Linked DNA regions of Mus musculus: region 1 is linked to region 2. The links are chromatin loops, found by intact Hi-C in ENCODE. Cell type or tissue: heart. All regions are shown on one strand. Each heading gives the region's core, and the rest is flanking DNA. Links, peaks and the distances in the headings are about the cores only.

Evidence for each region. A loop is a pair of places that touch in the nucleus more often than their neighbours do. Peaks named below come from ENCODE experiments on the same cell type or tissue, not always from the same donor. Only the 100,000 strongest peaks of a DNase experiment are listed, where the experiment ranks them.
Region 1: it touches region 2 in a loop (2.0-fold over the local background); 2 of 42 quality-filtered maps call a loop at or near these places.

The regions. Positions count from the first base shown.
Region 1 is chr10:37,477,571-37,487,992 of GRCm38, reverse strand. No RefSeq gene overlaps it. Among named protein-coding and RNA genes, the nearest start is that of Gm31330, 46 kb to the right of the region's middle. In heart, for the core only: no CTCF peak of the experiment used is centred there; a DNase peak (open chromatin) is centred at 4,232.
Region 2 is chr10:37,391,573-37,401,994 of GRCm38, reverse strand. No RefSeq gene overlaps it. Among named protein-coding and RNA genes, the nearest start is that of Gm31202, 32 kb to the right of the region's middle. In heart, for the core only: no CTCF peak of the experiment used is centred there; a DNase peak (open chromatin) is centred at 4,344; H3K4me3 peaks cover 982 bases; H3K27ac peaks cover 980 bases.

The DNA.
Region 1 (10,422 bases), core at 1,068-9,067, 86 kb before region 2:
GTGTGCTAGTGTGCCTGCAGCATGGACAGTTCTTTGTGAACCTTGGGACCCTTTACTGAGTTCGCGCCCAAGATAGGTACTAACTCTTTAAAACTGTAGCCTGTAATGCTCCTCCATCCTATCTCAAGTTCTATTTTGTAAGTAAACACTGAGGAAGGATAACAGATGAGCCTGAACACTTTGCCCAGTAAAGCATTAACACCAAATGTTCTTTAGCTTATGAATCACAGTCAATATGATAATCTGTTGATGTCCTTTTCCTTGGGAACCTTGGAAGAGGCATTTCTTAGTCTCCTCACAGAGGCTTGTAGAGATTAATGGTATTTTTAGAGTATTTTAAAGGTTGTATAAAAGAACAACACATAGCTAATGTCTCTTCATAGTGTTACTTCCCAAGCATTCAGAGAACACAATGAAGAAGAAGAAGAAGAAGAAGAAGAAGAAGAAGAAGAAGAAGAAGAAGAAGAAGAAGAAGAAGGAGGAGGAGGAGGAGGAGGAGGAGGAGGAGGAGGAGGAGGAGGAGGGAGAGGGGAGAGGGGAGAGGGGAGGGGGAGGAGGGAGGAGGAGGGGGAGAGGGAGAAGAAGGAATTTCTTTTTTTAATTTTTTTATTAGGTATTTTCCTCATTTACATTTTCTATGCTCTCCCAAAAGTCCCCCATACCTACCCCCCCAATCCCTTACCCACCCACTCCCCCTTTTTGGCCCTGGGGTTCCCTTGTACTGGGGCACATAAAGTTTGTAAGTCCAATGGGCCTCTCTTTGCAGTGATGGCCGACTAGGCCATCTTTTGATACATATGCAGCTAGAGACAAGAGCTCCGGGGTACTGGTTAGTTCATATTGTTGTTCCACCTATAGGGTTGCAGATCCCTTTAGCTCCTTGGGTAATTTCTCTAGCTCTTCCATTGGGGGCCCTGTGACCCATCCAATAGCTGACTGTGATCATTCACTTCTGTGTTTGCTAGGCCCCGGCATAGTCTCATAAGAGACAGCTATATCTGGGTCCTTTCAGCAAAATCTTGCTAGTGTATGCAATGGTGTCAGCGTTTGGAAGCTGATTATGGGATGGATCCCTGCATATGGCAATCACTAGATGGTCCATCCTTTCATCACAGCTCCAAGTTTTGTCTCTGTAACTCCTTCCATGGGTGTTTTGTTCCCATTTCTAAGAAGGGGCAAAGTGACTACACTTTGGTCTTCGTTCTTGAATTTCATGCATTTAGCAAATTGTATCTTATATCTTGGGTATCCTAAGTTTCTGGGCTAATATCCACTTATCAGTGAGTACATATTGTGTGAGTTCCTTTGTGATGTGATTACCACACTCAGGATGATTCCCGCAAGGTCCATCCATTTGCCTAGGAATTTCATAAATTCATTCTTTTAATAGCTGAGTAGTACTCCATTGTGTAAATGTACCACATTTTCTGTATCCATTCCTCTGTTGAGGGGCATCTGGGTTCTTTCCAGCTTCTGGCTATTATAAATAAGGCTGCTATGAACATAGTGGAGCATGTGTCCTTCTTACCGGTTGGGACATCTTCTGGATATATGGCCAGGAGAGGTATTGCGGGATCCTCCGGTAGTACTATGTCCAATTTTCTGAGGAACTGCCAGACTGATTTCCAGAGTGATTGTACAAGCTTGCAATCCCACCAACAATGGAGGAGTGTTCCTCTTTCTCCAAATCCTCGCCAGCATCTGCTGTCACCTGAATTTTTGATCTTAACCATTCTGACTGGAGTGAAGTGGAATCTCAGGGTTGTTTTGATTTGCATTTCCCTGATGATTAAGGATGTTGACATTTTTTCAGGTGCTTCCCAGCCATTCGGTATTCCTCAGGTGAGAATTCTTTGTTCAGCTCTGAGCCCCATTTTTTAATGAGGTTATTTGATTTTCTGGAGTCCACCTTCTTGAGTTCTTTATATATATTGGATATTAGTCCCCTATCCGATTTGGGATAGGTAAAGATCCTTTCCCAATCTGTTGGTGGTCTTTTTGTCTTATCGACAGTGTCTTTTGCCTTGCAGAAGCTTTGCAGTTTTATGAGGTTCCATTTATCAATTCTCAATCTTACAGAACAAGCCATTGCTGTTCTATTCAGGACTTTTTCCCCTGTACCCATATCTTCAAGGCTTTTTCCTACTTTCTCCTCTATAAGTTTCAGTGTCTCTGGTTTTATGTGGAGTTCCTTAATCCACTTAGATTTGACCTTAGTACAAGGAGATAGAAATGGATAGAGAAGGGAGGGGGAGGAGGAAGGAGGAGGGGGAGGGGGAAAAGAAGGAATTTCGATATAGAATTTAGACTTATTGCTGATTAAAATTCACTCGTGTTTAGCAAAGTAAAAAGGTAAGAGTGAAATAAAGTTTCTTAACATTTATAGCTTAACCACTTATGTACAAATATTGTTTCAACTGTCTTTAAAGTCCCACATGCAGCCTACACTATATAACACATCATGGTTCAGCAAAACTACAGTGTCAGTGCTCCATGGCCACAAAAAGTGTTTAGTGACTACCACAGCGGAGGTAAGTGTTCATTTAGCAAAAGCCAATCCTCTGAAACATTACTCTTAAAGTAGACTGAAACTGTGTCAATCAGTTAGCTCTTGCTTTGAGTGAAGCAGGCTGCCAATCTAAAATAATGTTTCTGAATGGTTGAAGCTTACAAACTACAATAACTGATCCACCTTATCTAATGATTGGCACTGATCTCTTCTGATGTGAAAGGTTTTCCATCACAGCAAGGATGGTGGAGGAAAGGTAAGATGTCCCAGCAACTGGGTAAAGATTTTAATTCTAAATTATTCTACTTTTTTCCCCACAGAGGATTCTCTTAGATCCTCAAACATGATTGTGATTAGAACTTCTATGGTATCACAAGAAAGCAAGCTGAAAACACCATTATAGTTAGGCTTCCATTACTGGCACATCTCATCCCATGTCTGAGGTAGTGCTCTGTCCTTGCCAAAGATCATGGATGCAGACATGAAGCCTGAAGGACGGGTCTCCAAGCTCCTGTTAATTAACTTTACAGACACAAAATTGCTGACCCTGGAAAGAGAAGCTTTCCACCACTAAGAAAGATTACGGAGTCCTTTCCTGTGTGAGAATGTTTTGCTTTAACGTAAACAAACTGAAGAGGACAGAAATGAGGTTCAAGTAATCTCTCATCAGAGTAAACAGCCAAGCCAGTTAGGATATCATTTTCCTGGAATGTGTTGTGGAATCCAAAGGCAGGCACACACATGTCAGGGAACAGGCTGTCCTCTGATGGACAGAGCCTAAAAACTAAGGTAAATACATTCATGCATTCATGTTGACATTTCTTCATAATTTTTTTATTTATATATTTAGATAGATTTTGGATCTTAGGAAGAATCAAAGCATACCGACTATTTGTTTCAAACAACTTAATCCTGAATGACTGTCCCAAGCAGCCTTATTTGGAGGCCTCCTTGAGTATTACATCATGTTCTGGTATCACTGACTCCCACTGACGCCCACTTGTTCTTGAGTTTTCCTTTTATAACAAGATTGACACAACATGATGACTAAAGAAGCAAAGCTTCCCAGGCCAATTGAGTTTGTTAGCATATTTGTAAGACTGCGTTTGTTAAAGTACTGAGTATGCAGTTAGGTAGGAATATATCACCTGAAATTCCAATCTGGAAGGCCTACCACTTTGGCTACCTTCTGAAGATTCTCCATGGTTTGGATTGGATGAGGTGACCACTCATCTTGGACACAAAGTATTCAATATATGTGCACTCGAGGGTGTGTGTGTGTGTGTGTGTGTGTGTGTGTGTGTGTGTGTGTGAGAGAGAGAGAGAGAGAGAGAGAGAGAGAGAGAGAGAGAGAGAGAGAGTTAGTTAGTTTTTAAAATACTTGAATTTGGTTCTGTTTCATTCTGTAAATGTTACCTGGAGACAGAATTGGCCCCATTTCACTGATCCAGCATGAATAGCTGATTTGCTAAACATGCATCCTGGGACAATACCTTTCTATATTCAAAAGCTGATCCAGAATAAATGGGGAAAATCAGAAACTGCTTCCCCTTTTTATTTTGTTAAAAACCTTCTCCTTCCTTTCTTTCCCTGAGTGTCTATTCTCTGAGATTTGCTTCTTTAAAAGACAGATCAAAGATATTGCTAGCTAGGAGTCAGGAAGTTAGTGTCACCATTCCTCAGAGGTCAGCTGGAGAGCTGTGTCCGGCACCATGGGAAGTGGCCCCTGATCAAGGAAACACGGCCATGTGACAACCAAGAATCATCCAGAGCCAGACAAGCGGAAATATTCCAGGAATGGCTTTGTGGTTAACTGTGTTTTCCCACAAACTCCTCAGGGATTTTTAAGGAACCTGTCCAATCTCTGCATGCTTATGTGAAGATTATTGCCTGAGTCCTTTGTTTCTCTATTTTCTACATTGATTGTTGTTAAATGAAACGTAATTGATCCATAAACAAGACTGTAAATGGAATGAACTAGAATGAAACTAGTTCATAAATAAAAAGTAATGGATAAATAGATACATAAAATATTCTTAGGATTTTTTGGAAGGAGTGGTTGTTTATTTGATTTTATTTTAAAGGGTTTCATTGTTGTGCTATTGTTTTGTTTTGTTTTCTTTAGTGAGAAAGGACAATACCAAAGCTTCAAGTTAAAGCCATCTATACCTGCGGAGGTCTGGTAACAGATGACAACCTTAACCTGACCTACTTGGTTTTCAAATGGTCTTGCTCCGCATCCCATTCTCATTAGTTATTGCCTTACCTTTGGGCTGTACTGTTTTCTTTTCTTCCGTTAATGGAGCAATTTCCCTGCCTGAAATGGCACAAACAAAGGTAAGTTATTTTGTGCCAGAATGTTAGCAGGAGCCCATGTAAAGGGAAAATAACTGCTGGTCACATGAGTGGGTGGGCAGAGCAGGAGAAGGATGATTTTCACGTGCCCAATTTTACATGAGTGAAAAGCCAACACAGAACAGATCTCTACTATCCATTACCATGGCTTGCTTGCTTTACCATCATTGTAAAAGCCAAGGGCTTTTACTCCAATGACCTAATTCCTCAACTTCTGTCCCAATCATGTCATCCTTCTTCCTGTGAAAGAATTTCTTCCCAACCTGGTTTCTTCGCTTTTAGAATTAGCCACGTCAACACCTCAGTCTACATGCTTTCCCTTACCCTCACCAAGGAGGGTTATGTTTGAATTGAGTCTATATTATAGATTAATTACAGCACCAGAGAATGAGGTTCAATTTAAAATCAGGGCAGGGAAATTGCTCCATTAACGGAAGAAAAGAAAACAGTACAGCCCAAAGGTAAGGCAATAACTAATGAGAATGGGATGCGGAGCAAGACCATTTGAAAACCAAGTAGGTGACTTCTACCTAGCATAAAGGTTAGAGGTTAGATGTGAAATGCTGCTGTTATTATTGTTCTGAAACAGAGGCAAAAGATGAAGCTTTTCCTATAGATGATTGGTATCACATTTGTTGGTTTGTTAACCCAAGCAAAGCCATGCTTCACGAAGACACTTTACAAATAAACAACAGCAAAATCCATAGGTGGGAACAGGGAGAAAACAGCATTAAGAAGGGAATTCAAAGAAAATCTGTTGCAGAATCCTTTAGTTCTGGGATTCATTATCTACTGCTGGTCACAATCCAATAGTAAATATTTTAGAGTTGGTGCGACATAAACAATCTCAGTAGCAATTTCTTTCCTTTTCTTTTGTTTGTTGTTTTTCTTACATTTTAAAATGTAAACACCATTTCTGATTCCTTATTTGTGTACAAACCACCCACACACCAGACTGGGCTCACAAACTTTAATAGATTGTAATATCTAAAGCCAAACTTTGTCTTAGATAATCTATACAAAACTTTTTAAATTGGAGGCTGGGAAAATGGCCAAGAGGCTTATCTCCCTTGATTCTCTTACAGAGTTTAACTCCCAGCAGCCATGGCATGCAGTATGCCACCATTTGTAAGACCAACTCTCGGGGCTCCAATGCTGGTTTTTGGCTTCTTCAGATACCCACACACACACATGCATACACATGTTTAAAAATAAATATAAATAGATTTAGAACTTAAGACACTGAATTGTTTAAAAAGAATTTCACTGGGTTATGATTCAAGGGTAGGAAACAAGTTTTAAAATTATAATCCAAGCTGTCAGGTCAGAGGGCAGAATTATCAGTTTTCCTTTTCTTCCTCCATTCCAGAAAAAAATAATAAATTTAAGAAAATAATATTAAAAATGGGAGTTTTCTTTAAATTTTCCTTAAAAAGTCATAAAATACCAAAATAATTGCTGTCTAATATAGCTTTAGATGGGACAATCATGTATTCTTCATAAGTAGAATGATAATATTAACTTTTGGTTTAGTTATGTAAAGGGAGAATGGCCTTATCACATCTACAATTGGAAAAATGTATGAGAAAAAAATATCTAGTGCTAAGGAAACTAACTTAAGAGATAAACTATAAAATGTACAGTTGGGGATAGCAACATTTTTTTTTAATCAGAAAAAGTAATCAATGATTGTTTGTTAAAATTCTTTAATGTGAATGTTCTGGAATGATTAACAAAGCTAAGACCATCCTTCTTGGAAGGCAAGTGTCAGCTCAACAGAGAAAGGCACGACCTAGATTCTGTCACTGCAACGACCCTACTGTCAGCAATTTTATTCTCTGGTATCTCTTCAAATACTAAGAAAAATTTAAGCCTTTATATGAATTTTAAACTCTCACTTGTAAGTGATTCCCATCATGTTCTCATCAGGAAGAAGAAGGGGGAGGAGGAGGAGAAAGAGGAAGAGGAAGAGGAGGAGTTGGATAGTCCTGAGCATCCCCAAGGACTGCTAATCTCTTTCTAATGTTACCTGTTCCTCCAGACACCATGCACCTTTAAAGTAACACCTTACCCATATTGTCTCACAGGAGCCCACCAAAAGTAACTGAAGACTCCAGCAGTGTATCTTTGCCTTGTGGCAGTCTCCCTTTGTCTCCAGCTCTCCACAGAAACTTCCTTCTGGGAGTCTAGACCATGACTCTCCATAGCTCTCACACATGGATTTCAAAACTCCATCCCTGATTGCTGTCTGCTGAAACACTATAGCATCAAAAGCAAGTGAATGCTTCAAGCTCAGAAAGTCCTCTGGACTCACATCTAAAGCAGCACTCTGTTGGTTCACACTTTAAAACAAGCTATTTGGTACCTGCATATCCCCAGTTCCTTTTGTATGTTATGTATCCATGCTCACCTGCCACTCTCACTAATGTTCAGATAGGCATTGATTTCAGATTGCTTCAAAAGCTTTGTCATAACACGGCACTGTCCTTTCCCTGGGTGTAGCCATTGGAATGCTCTTTATTTGAACTTGAAATGTACTGTGATGACACAGATATCCCTAAATCTTGACAGTGGAAACAAAAGAGAATATTAACTTTTAACATGACAGCAAAGCCATGAGTCACTCTGAGCTCTTGTTTACTCTTCAGAGTGCCAGAGGCCTTACTGTGGCACAGGTCATGATCCCTGCCAGCCCTAGGAATCATATGATTTTTTTGACTCTGGTTGTAAAATATGTTTGGCTCTCATAATTTATACTATTCCAGTGGGATTCCCCTTATATTTACCTCTTAGATGCTGTCACCGTTGCCTTCTCCTAGTCTCCTAGTTATTCTTCCTGCTTCATATGTATGATGATTTGGACATCTTGCCTTGTTGGGTTGTTTTGGTATTTTCTTATCACTTGAAAGAAGTAATGTAAGATGAGAAGGGTTTGTTTTGATCTCGGCATAAGAGCTTATGGACTATCGTGGTAGAGAAGGCAAGAGTGAGGTAGTAGAATCATGAAGCAGCTGGGTCAGTGGTGAAGAAGCTGAGGTCATCCTGAGGTATGCCAGGTTTTAATAACACACACCAATGGCTATTTTTTTTTCAAGGAGGCCACATACCTCCTGAAATCTCTGTGATCTCTCAAAGAACAAACAAACAAGAACATTTGGGAAATAAATGTTTAAATGTATCATCCTATCAGGAATCCTTCAATTAAAATTATAAAAAATGATCTTCCCTAGCATTCTTAATGAAACACTCACTCTGCAATTACTAGAATGGGGTAAAAGTTCATATGAGATTCGTATTTCTACTTGTTCTGCATATGGGTCTTTCATGCCAAAAGTGCAACAAAGTCAGAGATAAAGGTCCAACTCTGGCAGGCATTATTACTGACTGGATAGTAGATAATGACTTGGAAATACTAATGAAGCACATAAGGAAATTTTAACACAAGAAGATGTATGATAAATAGTTTCATTAACCCTTTTTAGAAATCTGAAACTGTCCTCTTTAATTTTTTATTGGTTTCTTCCTATGGTAATATTATTAAAATATCTCATTTTTAAATTTCACAGCACAGTTACACACAAGTACAGAACTCAGTGTGCAGGTCAGTTACGTACGTGATACTGTAACTGACCATGCACAATTGGGATAGTTGTCCATAAAAATGAAGAAGGTTTTTAACACTGTTGCTTATATTTAACAAAAGATAATGGTGTGCTATGGGTCTGCTTTTATGAATAAGTTTCTACATATACATTTAAATTACACTCATATAAACATACATTTCATATATTTATCACATAGCACACACACACACTTCATAAGACTATTGAGAACTTTTTGTTGCAGACTCTTTTTTTTGTGATTTTCTCTTTTTTTTAATTTAAATATTTTTATTACGTATTTTCCTCAATTACATTTCCAATGCTATCCCAAAAGTCCCCATACCCTCCCCCACCCACTCCCCTACCCAACCATTCCCATTTTTTTTTTAGCCCTGGCTTTCCCCTGTACTGGGGCATATAAAGTTTGCATGTCCAATGGGCCTCTCTTTCCAGTGATGTCCCACTAGGCCATCTTTTAATACATATGCAGCTAGAGTCAAGAGCTCAGGGGTACTGGTTAGTTCATAATGTTGTTGTTGCAGACTCTTAAGCACCATCCTAACACTATCTCTTTAAACACCACCTTTATGCCAACCATCCTTGGTTACCATCCCTCAGAGTGCTCTTACAAGAGTGATGACATAACCTGACTTCTAAATGTCACACTAAGTGTTCCATGGTGAATTGTGTTTCATTAAAAATTTCTAAGACTCTAGCTACATATGTATCAAAAGATAGAGGCCTATTAGACACGCAAACTTTATATGCCCCAGTACAGGGAAACGCCAGGGCCAAAAAGTGGGAATGGGTGGGTAGGGGAGTGGAGGGGAGGGTATGGGGGACTTTTGGGATAGCATTGGAAATGTAATTGAGGAAAATATGTAACTAAAAAAAAATTCCTAAGACAAAAGCCTAATCCCTGTAATCTCATAACTTGACCTTGATAGAGGTGATTAAGTTACTATTGGGACATTATAGTAGGTCCTAAGTCAATAGAATAGGTTATTGAACACAAATCACAAAGACACGGGGACAAACAAAGCAGATACAGTTTTGAGTATGAATATCTACCCATTACAGAGCAAGATCCAAGAAGCAACCAAAGGGCCAGTTCCTTAACATTGGACTTCAATCCTTCAGAAATGTAAGGACATAACTTTCTGTATTTTAAGCCACCCAGTCAGTGACCTTTTGTTATGGAAGCCACAGCCAGCTGGCGTACTGCATAACTTACATAATTCACAAAACTTTCAACATGAAGAGGTGGCCCAGACATGTGCCCACAGACAGGGGAGCCAAAGACTATGATGATGTTAGTGAAGTTATTTACTTCCCACTGGTAAATTGCAACCATTATGAAAGAGAGACTCCAAGATCATGTTGTGAGGATTAATGAAATAACCTTGGATAAGTGCTCCTTCAGAGATTAATTCCATAATTTTGTCACCTGTGTTCATGATTTTTTTAACTCTTCTTTAATGCATCTTGTATAAAGTGTGCAATACCAACAGTCCTTATTAATCTTCTTTCTTCTGTATCATTACTAATTGATGTTGCTAGGACAGAGAATGTTGTGAACCAAAGATAAACAAGGGTGGCAGGCAAATAAGTCAGAAAGCAATGAGTTCCTTCATTTATAGCTCAACATTATACCTCTTAAATTATATTAAATTCATACCAGTCTCTCAAAAAGGAAAATAGAGACAGGGTGGGGTGGAGAGGAAGACAAGAAAAAGAGGAAGAAGATGAGGAAAAGAAGAAGAAGAAGAAGAAGAAGAAGAAGACAAAAAAGAAGGAGGAGGAGGAGAACAACAACAACAACAACATGAAGAACAAGAACAAGACAAACAAGAAGAAGAAGGTTGTCAGATTGAATTCATGTGTGTTTTGTTTTGTTGGGGGGGGGATGAGCATGTTGTTCTGAACTTCAGATTTTGCATTTACTTCTTTCTAATA
Region 2 (10,422 bases), core at 775-8,774:
AATGACTTGGTTCTAACCTTACCAAAACTGAAAGGGTATATTACAAACAATATATATATTTACATATATTCCAAACGCTTCTATCAATAAATGCTTGGATGTGTTTAGATAGAATATCAGTTTACTTGTAAAGCTTATAAAGAATGTATAACCAAGCTACAAGATGCCTCTAGCTTCACTATTTGTAAAATAAATAACACTAAGATCATTTCTAACTCAAAAACTAACATGAGTTTAGAATTCCTAAGCTATTCTCTCTTCATTATGGTGATCAAAGCTATTCACATTTGCAGCCTATTTTCCTGTTAGTCTTTGTGTGTATTGGGCCTACTGGTTCTGTTTTGGTACTCAGACTGCAATAGCATAATAGGCAAAGATTTCCATGTCCAGAGACCAACAGCACTTCAGCAAGCACTGAAGCACAACTGATTAAAGACAGCATGAATCAGCTCTCCTCTTTACTGAAGGAAACACACACACACACCTCTTCAGAAAGGAGAGGGGATGGGAAGCTTTATGGACAATATGAATCTAAAAGGATAGTATACCAAAAAATGGCAATGAATGGGGCAGGGGTAGTTGAGAAAGGCAGGTATGCTTATACACTCTCCTTGGGGTCAACCATCACCAATATGCTTATATTTTGTTGATGGAGAAGAATTTGAATCTCTGCCAAACTGGTAATAGGAAATGCTTGGCTCTCCATGTGTTCCCCACCCCAACATCTGTCACTGGAGGAGAAGTTGCAGGCAGGAGAAGGCTGAAGGGACTCGAGTCCCACAGCCCTGGATGGTGGAGGAGTGACAGGAGTCCTCAGCACAGTACAGGTGGCAGCCAAGTGGTAACTTTCATGCCAGATGGGAGAGTGTTACATGCTGCCCTCTGGCAGACACAAAGGCCATTGGAGGGATCTTAGAAACCCTCTACTTCTCAAATGGACATATGGTGCCAAGAGGAAGATGCAGAATTTTACCCTAAAAAAATAGTGAACAAAACAAAGATATTTCTTATTTGGAAGGGAGCCACACGCAAATGAAATTACCAGTTTGGATTTTCTGATAAACATAAAACTCTCATAGTAATCTGCAGAACGAGAAAACTAACAAAATCAGTCTTGTCAGTAAAGGACATTCTTCAAGGGAGATATGCCCAACTTCCTTTTACAATCCAATTTCTTCTCTCCACATTAAAATATTGCCTACCCTTTGTCTATCTGCTCATCCCTAAGTTAAACTTTCTTCATGTAACTGACTAGTGGAGAGAGCAATTCCACTCAACCAACATTCCTGTTGGCACGGTAATGGATTCCTTCAAATAGGAAATTGCTACTTTAAAAATCACAGGACGCTTTGAAATCAAGAGAGCTGAGATGTCATTGTGAATTAGCACGGCAGACAAACAGGATCTGGAATGAATTCCTTCCACATTATTTGGACGTGAAGGAGGAAGTAGGTCAGAAAATTATGACCCCTGCATATTTAGCCCAATATACATCCTCATTCCAGGGAGCTAATTGTGGGCTATTGAAAATGAAAGTTTAAAGAGAATAGCATGAAAAAGACATTCTCATAGCTTCTCCTCTGAAGAGCCCATAAATAGCTTGGAAGTTGTCTCCAGGGGACCTTTGCAACAGCTTGTGGGCGGGTAGCTGTAATTAAGAGCAGCCAGATGAAATGTAATCTATTTAAACATCGCCACCATTTTTTTCTTAAAATTATGATTTTTCTCTAGTTTCTTGGCTCAAGAGATATATTTCATTACCCTCCTCGTCTTTCTCAGATATCAAAGCAAAAGTGCAACCCAGTGAGGCAGAAAGGAAAACATTTCTATGAGTGCATAAAATCTTTCAAACTGGGAAAGCACTTAAAAGTGACTAACAGCATCTTATCCTTGATTTCTGTATTTATTACCTGTGTATGAGAACATGGGATATGTAATCATTATAATATTAGGTTCATTTTTTCCCCTACTGAATGTAAAAATGTTCAATCATGAAACTGGAAAGGGTTGGGAGTGATAGGAGAAAGATCTGTGCTTCTTTGAGGAATTCAAATACTGGAAGAAGAAACCTGAAAAGTTATTTTAAAAATTTATGAAACTATACAGAACAAACTAATAATTTTTAAGAACAGTGAGTCAATATATTTCCTAGAGGAAGAAATATATTCAAACACTATTTTATCCCATGGATTAACTGTTGCCAGGACTGAGACATTACCTTTTCTTTCTTTTCTGGAAAGAAATGGGTGCCCCTTTTTGCCACATAAGATCTTTGCAGAGTGAAGGCTCATAACATACTTAGCTAACTAGCACCCTAATTCTGTGTGTACATTTGGGAAGCAATATGGTGTGAAAATGATCCCCATGGTAACCATTCAACTAATAAATTTAGGTTCAGAACGTAATTAGATTTTTAAGCCTTTGGTTGGCCTTCTGTAGAACATCTAATTCAAGGGGTTCGAGGAAAGTTACAGTTTGATTCATTCTTGTACCAGATTGAGTCTTAAATGTCACACCCTAGGTGCCTCTGTCTGTCTGTTCATTCTCATAAACTTGAATGGTTCATGAAATACTATGATAGAATGGTGTTCATAGTTATTTTATAAGCCCCATCAATACCAAATTAAGTCATTAACTCTACCTAAAAATGTAGGCCAATTGCATTTAAAAGATTTGTTTGTTTGTTTGTTTGAGACAAGTCTCTCTATGTAACCCTAACTTGCTTATAGCTCACTATGTGAATCAGGCTGGCCTTAAACTCAAAACTCACAGAGATCTGCCTGCCTCCAAAATACTAGGATTTGAAGATGTGCCACTAAGTCTGGCCCAGCTCAAAAGTATCAATTTGTGGGCTATGGTGGCATATTCCTTTAATCTTCGCTTTCTAGACTCCAAGACAGGCAGATCTCTATGAGTCTGAGGTCAGCCTGGTTAACATACAAGTTCCAGGATAGCTAAGACTTCATAGACCCCCCCAAAAAAAAGTTTTTAAAGAAGTATAAATTTCAAACTTGAGCCACCACAGAGCAAAGAGTTCACATTCTCTGAAATAATGCAGTGTACCTATAAACACGTGTGCCTTAGCATTTGCACACTGTGTAGACATAGCTTTCAGCGAGTTAGAAAGCTGCCTTGATTGAATACTTAAAAATTCTGGACTCATGTCTGCCATCTTTATGGGACCCAAAAGCTCACCTGTTAGTATCCTAAACTCAGAGAATTTATTGTTTCAGAGATTGGGGCACACATACATTCAGGTTAGCTGGATGAGGACCAGAAGTGGCAGCTACTGAGAACTTGCTGGTCTCACCATGATGGTTTACCTCTTAGATTCCAGATGCCACTTGCAAGTACTTCTGTGGGCTTAGTGTTAGGTTTGTCAGTATTAACCTGTGTTCATTGTCACTACTCAGGCTGAAAAACAGGCTCCTCCTTCGTAGTGGAATTGGGTTAGCCGCTGGGGTAATAAAAGAAATATTATGGTTTCCACCCTGAAAATCCCAGCACAGAAAACAGAGATTTACTCTCATTTATTTCATTAGCCCATAATTAACACATATCCGATCATGTCTTTTTATTCTCCCATGTGGAACTTTATTGTATTTTGCTTGCTTGTTTGTTTTGTTGTTATTTTGGTTTTTGTATTTTTTTTTTTATTTGTTTTTGGTGCTGGAGATTCTGGAAGATTCGAGAGCTTATAAAGCTTTGGGATTATCTATTAACTACAACCCATGGGCTGATAATATTAATTCTTTTTTATGTTAATTCTTTTTAGCTATAGAATACATTCCCCAACACAATAATATTTTGTTAAAGCTGCCTTTTTTATCCCAGTAAATCTTAAATATCCACTGAACATATTTTGGAGAAATTTTTATTTTTTTAGTAAAAAGGAGACCACATGGTTTCAATTGGTATTTCGAATAAAAAAACTTATTTTTTAAAATGCACTGAAAATACATTTTGCTTTTTAAACGCACAAACATCTCAGCAGCTGTTATGTGTTTAATTAAATGAGTTGCACATGTGTTTATAATGCACAGCACTGTGGTCTGAGAAAAGCGTCCCTGGGGTGTATGGTCAGCCTTTTGCCTCACTGAACTTTCCTCCGGAGGTCATGGGAAAGGGGTACAGGTTTGGGTTTCCTCTTTTCCAGTCCACATGTCCCCCACCAACTACTGGTGGGTAAACAAACCCATGTTCCAAAGGCGACACCGTGGCTGACCTGAATCATTCTGAAGTGCCAGACCTGTGGGCATAACCTCCGCCCAGCCAGCCCAGCGTGCAGGTCCAGTCTCTCTTCCCCAGAGCAGCAGAAGCCTCACTGGGGATTTGCTTCTTGCTCTCTGCTTTCCCCGGGAGTCCAGATCCCAGATCCCAACACCCACTAGGGCGCATACAGGCGGAGACACCGGTTCTTCCTCAGTGAGCTGAAGTTCTCCAGATGGCAGCAAGCGCCCCGCCCCCACCCCCATGCAAATTCCTGGCAGCAAGAAGCTGTCAAGTGGCTACTGCTGCTTATTGTTATGACCACTCCCCACCCCCTTCACACACACAGGCAGAAGAAAGACCATCTGTCGCCATGGGGCAGAGAGGGACTTTGCAAGTGGCACTCTGTGCAGTTTAGCAGACCCGCGACAGCCTTGGGCTCAGCCATGTCCTTCCTAAGCCATGTCTAACCCGCCCCGCCCTGGCTGGATCCCCAACCCAGCTCCACGAAAGGAGGTGCAGTTTGCTAGATTTCTTTTATGATATTTATTCCACACAGATAGAAAAGCCGGTTGTCTTCCTGTTTTAGTTCTGGGAAAGGAACTGACTTAACACAACATCTCATAATCACTAGTGAGAAATGGGAGCGGAGAGCTAGATAAAAAGTGGACCTGGAAGAGAAAAGTATAACCCGAAGTTCAAAGGACACCGAGGTTATAAGTGTGATTTCCATTCGCTTCTCCAGCTCGACCAAAAGCTACGCGTTAAACTTTGATTTTTATAAAGAGAGAACGAACCATGTCAAAAGATTCTAGGCATTAGAAAGTCCCCAAATATCTTGTCCATATTGGAAATTTGACCCTATTGTTGCGGTCTTTTTTCTTGTTGTCTGATGTTTCTGGTCATATATATTAAAGCACTGCTGTGCTGTAGTTTCTACATTCTTGGTGTTTTCTTAGTAAGGAAAGGAGTTGTCCACTGACATCACTTCAAATCACCCTGTTTCCCTTTATCTGCGTAAGTCTCTTTTATTTAAACAAATAAATAAAACTACGTCTCCATAGACACAACTAAGCTTACAATGCATGTAATTTCTTTCTTTCAAACCTACCACCTATGAATTCTCTTAAGTGTATATCTTTTTTAAAAAATTCCTAGTATTCAATTGTGCTCTGTGTGTAGCTTTTGATTTGCATGTGATAGTAAACTATAAATTGTATTCTCTCATTTTTTTCACTAACATGACACTTTGATCTCACACCAGATACTACCTTCCTCTGAAGAGCCTTTTTTCCTCTGTGTCTTTCATTATGGTTCTAAGAGAGTGTATGACTTCTTGATAAGCACACTCTGCTCTGTCCCTTCTCAGGGGCCCTGACTGTGACAGTACACCCACTACCCCCTGCTCAGGTATGAAATCCACCAGGATACTGGGCACAGCATTGATGTGCTGCCTTCTATTTTCCAGTTTAACCCTTTTCCTCTCTAAAACACCTGCAGAGTGCTGCCATCAGTAACGAAGGTAACATTTAGACAGTCCATTGTTTTGGAGATTTGGATTGGTTGTTTGGTTGGTGGTGGTGGTCGCAGGTTTTTGTTTGTTTGTTTGTTTTGTTTTGTTTTTGACATAGGGTTTCTCTGTGCAACAGTCCTGGCTATTCTGGAACTTGAGTTGTAGTCCAGGCTGGCCTTGAACTCACAAAGATCCACCTGTCTTTGCCTCTCAGAGTGCTGAGATTAAAGGTGTGGTCTACCAATGCCTAGCAACTTTCTTTTTCTCATTCCTCAATTCAGAATCCAAGCATGGTAGAAGATATATTTGATTTTTATTGAGGGCCTCCTGGAAGACTATGGCTTGAATGAACCTAGGTCTCATGGTTTACATCCCTCTATTGATGAACACATATTGTTCTCTCTAATCCTGGCATAAAAAGCAGAACTGCAGTATAAACTGTAATTGGTCTTTACTACTTTGTGGGTTCTTCTTTTTCCTGCCCTTTATTTCACCCACCCGCCAGTTCATCCCCATCACTAGATAAGAGAGAAAGGAGGAGAGAGGGGATCAAGAGATAAAGATCCCTGAAACTAATTTCTCTCCTTCTTTGTTTCTTCTTTGAATGTGACTACTAAGAAGCCGTATCCAAATCCTCTGAATGACCAACAATCACCCCCAACCCCATCTCAAGGCCCTAGCATTTATAGACCCTCTGAAAAGTTCCCAGAATTTCAAACATCACACAACTGCAGAAGCTAACTGTAGCTGGCAAAACCGCACCTCTGGTAAAGCACATGGCAAAGTCAGCTGCTCCGGTCCAAAGCAGCCCCATATCTCCGCACTTGGGATTAAAATAAAAACATATTAGTAAAATGTTTTTATGTTTTTAAAATAAACCAAATTTCTCATGATAATAAACAGGTCTTTCAATGATGGGAAGAAGTTCTCTGGGTGCATACCAGAAGTGGGGCTCTTGGAGCCTAGCATTTTTCTGGAGTACATACAAAATGGGGTAGTTGGATCACAGATTTTTCTCTGGGGCGCATACAAGGAGAGGGGGTAGTAGATCATCACATCTCTCTTCGTGCATACCAGGAGAAGGGTGGGTGGATCATAGTTTCCAAATATTCAATTTTACTAAATACTGCCAAATTACTACTCAAAGAGAGGTTACCATCCTGTACCCAGCATTTTTAAGGATCTGATGTTCTATTTTGAATAACTGTTGGGAAACATCTGTTCCTATTTGTATTCTTCATTTGCTTCTCACCCCCATGCATTTGTGAACTTCCATTTCTATATTCTGTTCATGTTTTATCGGGTTCACAGAGTTTCTGACTCATTTGCTTGATAGCAGCAGATCGATGCATTGGTCCAGCATGTATGTATCCAGTGCAATTATCGCCTGTCGGTTTTCACATCACAAAGGCCTTCCATTCTACATCCACCTACTCTTTGCTTGTGGAGTTCTTTGTTAAGCAGAAAGATTATATTTGGATATTGAGGAGTGCACTAACTTTTCTTCTTTTCATTTGTGTTTCAGGCACTGCTGGGGTCTCCACAAATGAAATCACAAAGATAAATTCCTGTATTATCTTCCATAAAAGCTTTAGAGCTTTCCCTTTCAAAGGTAGGCCATTAGTCAATTGAAGAGTGGGGTTGTTTTCCTTTTCCTCTTTAAATGCAGTGTGTCATGCCAAATTATTTTCTTTCATGTGTAAGCTAATTTTTCTCTCCCTTATGTGAAGAATGTTATCTCAGCCATTTGTATTTTTCCCTATTTTCCCCACTTTACCCTGTCCCATTGTCTACTTATCTATGTGTTTTCTGAACCAGTGGGTTTTTTTAGACAATATTTTTACAATACTTTGTTTTCACTTGGTCTTGACTCTTTATTTTCTCTCTTCACAGTCTTTTATCTTCCTATATAAATTATAGGACTAAGTTTTGAAGTTACTCATAACTTGACTGAAGAAGATAGGACTCAGAGATCAAGTTTTGAATGCTTAATGTATATTATGTGAAGTTTGTTGTTACTTTCAAGTCCTTTTATTGAGCTAGGTCTTTTATCTTTGTCCTACTAGTTGTTATTTCTTTTACTTATCTTAATTTATGTGTTGGAAGGTGCCACATCTTGTGAATCACTATAAGAATCCTTACCGGTGGAGTGTCCTTACTTGGAAGATGTCCAGAGCACTCCATTAAGAAACCACTGGCACTTTCTTTAGATTTTTATCCCATAGTTTTACCCTTTGTTGTGAATTAAAATAGATCAAATTATGTTTTAAACTGAAAAAGCATAAAACCTATCATTTTCAAGTGGCGATTGCAATAAGATGGTGAGTAAACCTTAGAAAATATTATAGTAAAATATGATTTCAAACAATTATTAACTTTTCAGAAATAAATCCATCATTTATTTTTAGATAAGGTCTCATACAACCCAAGATAGTCTCAAAGTCACTATGTCACCAAGGACAACTTTTTATTCTCCTGCCTCTACCTCCCCAGTGCTGGATCTAGACATGCAATCCCATCCCTCATTTCCATAGTGTTTGGGACTGACACCAGCATTTTATGATTTACTAAGCTATGTGCCCAACCTTAGCCATCTTTTTGATGGTCTATCTGATCTGAAATGTATGTGTAAATTTCAAAATTCTAAAAGCATCTCTTCCCTTCTGATGCTATTCTAGAAGACCTAATAATCCTAACCTCAGGCATCTCCTTTCTTTTTACTTGTTTTAGTTTTTCAAGATAAGGTTGATCTACGTAGCCCTGGCTGTCCTGGAACACATTCTGTAGATGGCAGGCTGGCCTTGAACTCAGAGATCCACCTGCCACCTCCACAGGGATAGATTTAAAGGCATGTGCCACTACACCAAGCACCTCAAGCATTTTCTAACAAAGCAATTTCTAATCCTATACTCTAGCTTCAATACCAACCTTGACTATAATCTCAGTGTGGAACTGAGTAAATGTAGTGATTTGAATGAGAATGGTCCCTATATACGCTTGTATTTGACTGATCCCCAACTGGAGAACTGTTTGAGCATGATTAGACAATGTGGTCTTGTTGGGAAAGTGAGTAGGCTTTGAGGTTTTAAAAACCCATACCATTCCCAATTGGCTCTGGCTCTCTCTCTCTCTCTCTCTCTCTCTCTCTCTCTCTCTCTCTCCCCCACCCCTATCTTTAAGTCAAATGTTAGCTCTCAGCTACCCCTCCAGTGCCATGCCTGCTTGCTTTCTGTCATGCTCCCTGCTATGATGGTCATGGACCCATCTTCTGAAACTATAAGCTCCCAGTAGATTCTTTCTTTCATTATTTGCCTTGATCATAGTGACTCATCACAGTAGTAGAGAGGCAACTAAATTAAAACACTATATATGTGACTCTCATGGTTTAGATATACAATGTCCCCTATAGGCTCATGAGTGGTCCCTAGGTGGTGGCATTGTTCTGGGAGGCTGTGGTACCTTTAGAAGGAAGGAACTAAGTGAAGGAAATTAATTCCTGGACATGGCCTTGAGAGATTCTAGCCTAGCCCATTCCTTGTCCTGTTCTGCCTCCTGATCTGCGGCAGTGACAGCAAACAGAAGAATTGTGCACCTCACTACCACAGTCACTCACTACCAAGCCTTACCCATACAATGGACCACATCACCTCAGATGAAAGCAAAATCAATCCTTCATCGGCAGTGTTGTTTCTTGCTAGGTATTTATTTATGGCAAGGAGAAAGGAAACTAATCCAGCCTCCTGTCCTGCAGGTCTTCTGGGAGACTGTACCATTTTTATCTTTACAGTCATTGATGTTTTGCCTATATGCATGTCTAGTAAGGGGCCCTATCCTCTGAAGCTTGAGTTTCAAAAGTTGTAAGCTACCGTGTGGTTGCTAGGAAATGAACCTGGTACCTCTGGAGAAGCAGCCAGTGTTCTTAACTGCTGAGCCATCTCTCCAGACTGTACAATTTTTAAATCTCCTTTTCCTGAGCTCCATTTTCATTCCTTATCTTTACTTTTGCAATTGGATAAGAGCACCATCCAAAAGGAAGATGAAAAGTTTTAATTTGTATATTCACTTTTGTGAGATGAGAGTCTCTGTGTACACCAAATGTTTTTAGTCAATTCTTTGACATCTCATCTTCTTCCTTGTAGAGTTCCTCTGTTTCCAAAATCTTTAAAAATTGTAGAATGAAACTTTAGTGTAAGACTAGAGATGTAGGACAGTGGTAGACTACCTACCTCACATGGGAAAGGCTCTGGGTTCAAAACCTGATACTACAATTAATTGATTGGTTAAATTTTAAAAGTATAACATTAAAGAACAGATCATAAAGACATAATTTGATTTAAATATAATGTTTCTAAGTAAACCAAATGACTCAACAGTCCTATACTTATCTATATTCAGCTACGCAGGCTGGGGAGTCTGATTTGCTTTGTCAGTTTTAAGTTACATCCAACTTATCTTCAAAGCGAAACACAATTTTAAAAAAGGAAGATTTTCTTTTACTTTGCTTAAAATTATCAGTATCAGACAGGAAATTTTGAAGAATCACAATAGCATGTCAATCCAGGAATGACTGTAGCATTTAGGGTTAATTTCTTCTAGGACCTAGGCTGTTTCCCATATTAAAGTACTCAGAAACTTGTCTTTTAATGTCTTGCATGATATTTTATCAACAAGAAAACAGGCTACTTTGTCTTTATGAGGTC